Regions from separate parts of the Homo sapiens genome. Here region 2 is linked to region 1. Evidence: chromatin loops called from intact Hi-C (ENCODE). Cell type or tissue: ascending aorta. All regions are shown on one strand.

Region 1 (4,000 bases):
TGAGGTTGGGGGGATGTCCACAAAAACTTAGGACAAACTTTGACATTAAATTCATTCTCAGGGGACAATCTCATCCAGTTCTTGACTGAAAATAGTTACAATGGCTGTGCTGCTACAGGAGGCAGAGAAAAACCTCTCAAGGGGCAGCCAGGAACTCTTCATGGGGTAGGTCATATTTTAACTTGGGCCTCGACAGTTGGGAAGATTCTCAGTCAAGGATGCTGAGGAGGTTACTCTGAGTGCAGAGAGAACAGCATATACAAAGGCAAAGAGATGAAAATTTAGCTGACTAATATAGTATGTGTAACAGAGTAGTGGAGATAAGACTGGAAAGACAGCTCATAAACTGACCCCAACCTCAAGAGAGCCTTGAATATCAGTGAAGAGGTTACACTGATTCTCAAGAGAGATACAGAACAATCAGGATAAAGAATAATCTTAACCAATTAGTCCATTTTCATACTGCTATGAAGAAGTACCTGAGACTGGGTAATTTAAAAGAAAAAGAGATTTAATGGACTCACAGTTCCACATGGCAGGGAAGGCCCCTCACAATCACGGCAGAAGGTGAAGGAGGAACAAAGTCACATCTTACATGGCGGCAGGCAAGAGAGCGTGTGCAGGGGAACTGCTCTTCATAAAACCATCAGATCTCATGAGACTTATTCACTATCACGAGAATAGCACAGAAAAAACCTGCCCCCATGATTCAAGTACCTCCCACCAGGTTCCTCCCACGACACGTGGGGATTATGGAAACTACAATTCAAGATGAGATTTGGGTGGGGACACAGCAAAACCATATCAACTAACATCTATAGAATATTTACTAGGTTGAGCATTAGGCCAAGTGCTTTATATGCATTGTTATCTCACACCAGCTTAACAAGTATATCTATTATTTTTCTGTTTTAAAGACGAGAAAACTTGGCTCAGAGATGCTGAGTTACTTGCCTAAAATCACAGAGCTAGTAAGTGGCATGCACAGAATTCAAACCCAAATCTGCCTGATTCTAGAACCACTAGATGATATTAAATGGTGATGAACAGCATACTTACAAAAGTCCCTCTCCATGGCCGTGGCCTTAGATGGCATCAGGGGGATGGCAAGGAAGGTGTCAGCCTAAAGCCAGACAATTCCAAGCATAGCTCAAGAGTCACTATCGGGTGTCATTCACAGTTGACAGCTGAACAGAAAGGCTGGACATACATGTTGTCTCAGTTAGCAGGGAAGGACAGGAAAGAAGCATGCTGAGCAAAGGTCCATACTGAATATGATCCCTTCCCTACTCCGGACTTTGCAGAGCTGCCCTGCCCAGCGGCACCAGGCCTTCTCAGAGTTGTCCTTTGGCAGCAATGTAATTCATGTTCCCCACTGAGGGCAGAGTCCAGGCTTTGGGTCTATTCTGGCACCCCTTTTCTTCAGAGGCAGCCAAAACAACCCATTGCCTCATTGCAGCACCCCCTTCAAACCAGTCACTTTGGAGAACTTCCAAGGGCTTCGAGACATCTGTTGAACAGAGTTCAACTGGATCTGTTGAACAGAGTTCCATTCTCAATGCCTCTGCCTGCGGAAAGCCACGACAAGGACAGATGTTGTGGCTAGAGGGCAGCAGAGAGCTAGAGGCAGAAGCGCAAGGAGGAGCTAAAGATCACAGCTGGGAGAGCTCTTGGAGGAAGTGGGGGGATGGGGGGCACATGGAGAACCTCCATCTGCCAAGGAAATCCCCTCCCTTGAGTTCACACAGAGGCCAGTTCAGGTTGAGCCATAGATGTTAGGGGATCACATTGGGAAGCCAGACCGGAGGAGAAGCAGAGAGATGCCAGAGACAACACCACTAAGAGTCAAGAAGAGAGCTGGGAACATGCTGGAGGTCACCAGAGGTCCTGGAGCAGGTCTGAACACAGGCCAGCCTTGTTCTCCCCAGGCCAGGAGAGCAGAGAAGAATTTGGGCAAAAAAGCAAAGAAGAAAAGCTGCCCAGTTCATTTTATGAGGTTATCATAACCCTGATAACAAAACCTGTCAAGAACAGCACATACACACACACACACACACACACACACACACACACACACACACACACACACACACACAAAGACCAGTCTCACTTTTGAATGGGGACAGAAAAACATCTGGAAAAAAATTAGCAAATTTAATTAAAGCACATCAAAAAATCATCCATGATAGTCAAGGAGGGTTTAACAACGTAAGGATGGTTTGACATTAGGAAATGTATTAAAATTATACAGTTCATCCTTAAGAAAATAAATCACCCAAACCTATATTCTGAAAAGCACTTGATAAAGTTCCACATCCATTTCTGGTGGGTTTTTTTTAACTTTCAAATTTTTAGGGAGAGCAGAAAAATCCCTTAACATAATGAATGGTGGCAATATCTTACTTAAAATTGAAATACTACAGATTGTTTCATTAAAATCAGTAACCAAACAAAAAGATCAATGTTATTATTATTACTTAATATTGTTCTAGAAGTTAAGGTCAATGCAATAAATGAAGGAATAAAACAAAAACTAGATGTGGCAAGAAGACAAAATTATCATTTCTTATCAGTGCTATACCTTAGTTATAAAAGCTATATTTTAAAATTCCAAGACAACTTCCAGAAATAAAATAATAGTAAACAAGAACTTAAAAATCAATAATAAAAGTAATGTGAATAAAACAATAGGCAATATAAGCTGTTTACCACCTAGAATGTTATGGTCAAAAAGTTTGAAAACAATGTTGATAAGAGTTTGGGTAAACAGGCACCCTCAAACGTTGCTGATGGTATTTTGCATAGGGGGAAAAAAACGTTTCTTCTCTATACTCTCATAATGTTTCTGGCCACTAAATGTGTATGAGCTTTTCCCATACCAACCAATTCTCCAATTCTCTGTAGGCACCAACTGGGTATCCTATAATTTAACTCAATTCTGACACTAACTTTCCTGAGTTACGGCAGACCCCACAGGTTAAGGGCTCAGTGCCACAGGACTGCCCCCAACTTCAGACACCAAGTACAAGGAGTAGATCCCCAGGTTACCAAATTGAGGGCTGTCACAACCCCCTCCCCAAGTTTGATAATTTGCTACGATGACTCATAGAACTCATGGAAACACTTACGTTTACCAGTTTATTATATAATAAAGGATATGATAAGGATACAGATGGACAGCCAGAGGAAGAGGTACATAGGGCAAGGTCCGAAAGCAGAACAGGCATAGGAACTTCTGTCCCTGTGGAGTTGGGGTGCACCACCCTCCCATCACGCGGATGTGTTCACCCACCCAGAAGTTCTCCAAACCCTGTACTTCAGGGACTTTTATGGAGGCTTCATCATGTAGGCATGATTCATTATTAACTCAATCTCCAGAAGTTCCAAGCTTCTAATCATGGCTTGGTCTTCCTCGAGAACAGCCCCCATCTAAGAGCCCACCGAGAGTCATTTTATTAGAACAAAGATGCTCCTAGTACCCTTTCACTTCAGAAATTACAAGGGTTTTAGGAGCTCCATGTCAGGAACCAGGGTCAGAGACCAGTATATACATATATGTATTTCTTATTGTTTCACAGTATTATATATTGGTACAGCCTCTATGGAGAGCAATTTGGCAATATTTAAAAATTATAAATGCACTTGCCTTTTAGACTAGCAGTTCCTGTTTAGGAATTAATCTGACAGATATTCCTGTATCTATGTTAAAAATATATGTACAAAATTATTTTTTATTTATTGTTATGACGTAAGAAAATGGAAATGACCTAAATAAACATCAACAGAAAACTGTTCAATAAATTGCGGTATTCATTCATTGGTATACTATGCAGTTGTAAAAAAGAACGAGGAAGCTTTTTATATATTAAAATGGAATGAGCTCTAAGATATAAAGTTAAGTGAAAAAGCAACATACATAAGACCATGCATAGTTTGCTACCATTTGTATATATACATTTTAAAAACAGGAAAAATCATATTTACTAGTTTATGTATAAAA
Region 2 (4,000 bases), 380 kb after region 1:
CTTTGATCTTTTTATTGTATTTCTGTTTTGACCATTTGTCCGTTACCAAGTGATAAATTATTATTTCACATTTTCTTTTTTCACAGACAGCATTCTTGGGGCAGCGTGGTTTGGTCGAGAATGATTTCCTCACTAAAGTACTCAGTGGAATGGCATTTGCAGGTTTTGTTTCAGAAAGAGGTCCTCCTTATAGATCTTGTGATCTCTTTGATGAGGTATAGCTCTTATTAAATGAAGGCATTATTTATAGACATAATTAGACTAGTAGTTAAAAGTAAAAAGTAACATTTTCCATATTTATATAGTCAAATATAAATTAGGTATTAAATAATCCCAATGTTATTTATTATGCTTATCAAATCTCGATATTTTAATGTGGATTATAAAAATTACAAAAAATTATAAGATGCCTTGGAAATACATATAATTTTTGAACAACTGAATTTTAAATAATTGAACAATGTATACTACTCAGGTGATGAGTGCACTAAAATCTCAGAATTCGCCACTATGTAATTCATCCATGTAACCGAAAACCACTCATACTCCAAAAGCTACTCATATTTTAAAATATTACATTTTAAAAAATGGTTGTTTAAAATATTTTTGAAAATTTAATAGTGATTGTATAAATAGAAGTCTTATTTTTAAAGGCCCTAATACAGTAATTCTTTTGTCAGTGTTTTAGGGAGAAAGGTCTAATTTGAAGCTAAGATAGCTGAAATTACTTCAAACTGGAGTTACATTTAGTCTATCAAAATCATAGAGCCATAGTTTAAGTTTGTGGCATTCTCACTAATCAATTATCAACATTTCTCTACCTGTCTTAGGAGACATTAAATATATGGAAGACAAATTTTTGTCTCTATCTTCAAGGAATTAGCCATATAAAGGGAGAAATAGGGCAGATGTGACTCAAAATAAGGATGCTGTTTTGCATTTATTGTGCTCTTTTTTAAAAGCATCTTTCCTTTTATCATTTAACTCTATATTCACAGCAGCCCACTCTGGTGGATAGAACAAGAATATTATTCTCATTTCAATTTTTGAAAGAGTACTATATTAGAACCAAAAATGTAAAAAGTTTCTTGAAATCTATAAAAGAACAACACTCCTAGAACCCAAGATATTGGAGAATCGTGGCAGTGATCATGTTTTGCTTCTGGTGATTTTCTTTTATATAGAGAAGGTAGGAATCAAGGTCTTAAATATCTTTGGTTCAGAGGAGAAGGATCTTTTATTTTTTGTAAAGATAGTGAAGTATTCACAGGTAAGAATTTTTAAAGAAGAGGCACATATTTTAGTTCTGTGTAGAATATGTTTACTGCATCAGATGCTTTAATTAAAAACACAAAGCATATGAAGATTTAGGAAACATCCTGAGGTGGACAAGTTTTTCTAATCAATTATTGGTCATTGATTCTCTAATATTACCATCTAATATGATTGGTTATTGATTCTACTAACATATCAGCCTTTAGATTCTGTACTAAGTAATTCATAACATAATATTTTATGGGATTAAAATAGATGCTCTCCAAGGTCTTTTCTAGCACCTACATTTTGTTAGTCTTTGAAGCTTTATGAATAGTAACATTGGTTTATATACTCTTTCTTTTCTATTCAAATTTATCTTCCTCTGACAGCTTCATCACAACTAAAAAGTGAGATTAGTTACTTGCAGAAAACTTGCTTGCCACAGCCTCTATTTTTGTAGGTCTTTCCCTTGCTTGGAGTGCCCTCCTCTGTTCTTCATACTCTGCTCTTATCTCACCATCTCTTCCAAACTCTCCCAAAGTCGTTGACTCTGAGAGCCACTCGACTGCGTTAGGCTTCATTTTGTCTCTAACTTTATATGGTAACTTATTTTTTATTTATTTATTGTTTGTACAAATATAGTCTAGATTGGAAACAATGATAAGGCAAGGACTCTGTCCAAGGTTCCTACTGAGTCACCCCTTAGTGTTCATCCAGTTCTCTGTTTGGCCTACAGTGGTGACTTTGGGTGTCTTACTTATGTTACTTGACTGCCAGCTAATCATATGTATGTATCAGTCAAGAGCCTAAGAAAAATGAGCCATCAGAACTAAATAATTTCTCATTCTACCCTCTTTGGCCGTTTGCATGGGAATGCTTTGGTAGAAAAATAGCATTTGCTCCTGGGAAAGTGATCCTTGTTTTCACTTAGCCTGAGGCAGCCTACCACAATGGGGTGTTATGGGGGCTTTGAGAGGCAGCTTGCATTGTGCATGGCCTTGTCCTCACACTTCCATCAGATAGATGTCTTAGAATGAAAAGAATGTTTGCCCTTGACAGTCTTTCTTTATCCTAGCCTAGAATAGGTAAGCCATAGTTTTATATGCCTATGCAGTGAGTCTATTAGTTCCTAGAAGAATCCTGTATTGTACCTTTTTATTTTTGTCATCCATCTATTTACCCCCCCACAATTTTTTTTTTCTGTCAGCCTTCTTTTCTTTACCCCTAAGTATACAGACTCACACAGTTCTCCCAGTAAATTAGTTAATAAAGAGATAGTTTGAGAACTAGAAGGAGTCTAAGGGTCATCTTGTTCTTCCATCTTATTTTAGAGATGAGAAAACTGAAGCTTAGGAGTTTAAGTGCCTTGTCCCAGATCACACACTGTCAGCAGAGCTAGGACTAGAGTCTGAGCATCCTGACTTGAACATTTGGTTCATGTTTTGTGAGTTAAGGAAATGTTTAGACACTTTCTGACTGTCTGAATTTCTCTGACTGAGGCCTGTGGAATGACAGGGTCTCTCTGAGTTCCAGAAATGACTTTTCCCTAGAAGAAATAGGGCCCTAAATCCTCAGGGAGGAACCACTAGACAATTCAAGGGTTTGATTGACCCTGTAACCCCAGAATGGAGGTGAAACCCCAAAACCTGAAATATTTTGTTTTAAAAATAATGTATATGTTGGATTTTTTTGGCTTGCAAATTGTATGAAATTATCACAGTTTTTGAATTTGGCATATTTTGGAATTGATGTTTTGCCATTTGATTCTTTTTCCTAGTTGGTAGCCTTTGAAGTAGAGAGAATTAAAGTTGAAGAAAATAACCCAGTGAAGATGATAAAGCATGTCAGGGAACTTGCTGAGCAACTATTCAAAAATGTAAGTAAGTATATTTATTTAGACAGTCATTAATTTTATTTATTTATTTATTTTTCCGTAAGTTATTGGGGTACGGGTGTTACGTGGTTACGTGAGTGAGCTCTTTAGTGTTGATTTGTGAGATTTTGGTGCACTCATCACCCAAGCAGTATATACTGCACCATATTTGTAGTCTTTTATCCCTCGCCTCCCTCCCACTCTTCACCCCAAGTCCCCAAAATTTATTGTATCATTCTTATGTCTTTGCGTCCTCATAGCTTAGCTCCCACGTATCAGTGAGAACATACAATGTTTGGTTTTCCATCCCTGAGTTACATCACTTAGAATAATAGTCTCCTATCTCATCCAGGTTACTGCAAATGCTGTTAATTCATTCCTTTTCATGGCTGCACAGTATTCCATCGTGTACGTGTGTGTGTGTATGTGTATGTATGCATATGTATATATATATATATATTTGGCACAGTTTCTTTATCCACTCATTGATGGGCATTTGGGTTACTTCCGTGATTTTGCAATTGTGAATTGTGCTGCTGTAAACATGCATGTGCAAGTATCTTTTTCGAAGAATGACTTCTTTTCCTCTGGGTGAAACCCCGTAGTGTGATTGCTGGATCAAATGGTAATTCTACTTTTAGTTCTTTAAGGAATCTCCACATCATTTTCCATAGTAGCTGTACTAGTTTACATTCCCAACAGCAGTGTAGAAGTGTTCCCTGTTACCACATCCACTCCAACATCTACTGTTTTTTTATCTTTTGATTATGGCCATTCTTGCAGAAGTAAGATGGTATCGCGCTGTGGCTTTGATCTGCATTTCCCTGATCATTAGTGATGTTGAGCATTTTTTCATATGTTTATTGGCTA

Evidence for each region. A loop is a pair of places that touch in the nucleus more often than their neighbours do. Peaks named below come from ENCODE experiments on the same cell type or tissue, not always from the same donor. Only the 100,000 strongest peaks of a DNase experiment are listed, where the experiment ranks them.
Region 2: a loop joins it to region 1, with 4 times the contacts of the local background. A loop is called at or near these places in 3 of 110 quality-filtered maps.

Annotation. Positions count from the first base shown.
Region 1 is chr11:10,364,447-10,368,446 of GRCh38, reverse strand. The region is part of intron 2 of CAND1.11 (a long non-coding RNA gene); the gene reads right to left. Among named protein-coding and RNA genes, the nearest start is that of CAND1.11, 58 kb to the right of the region's middle. RefSeq lists an enhancer at 1,386-1,885. In ascending aorta, a CTCF peak has its summit at 1,605; a DNase peak (open chromatin) is centred at 1,716; H3K27ac peaks cover 841 bases.
Region 2 is chr11:9,988,630-9,992,629 of GRCh38, reverse strand. It overlaps SBF2 (SET binding factor 2), which reads left to right. Exons shown (of 40, transcript NM_030962.4): 12 at 87-215; 13 at 3,035-3,133. Among named protein-coding and RNA genes, the nearest start is that of LINC02709, 230 kb to the right of the region's middle. In ascending aorta, a CTCF peak has its summit at 1,753; no DNase peak of the experiment used is centred here.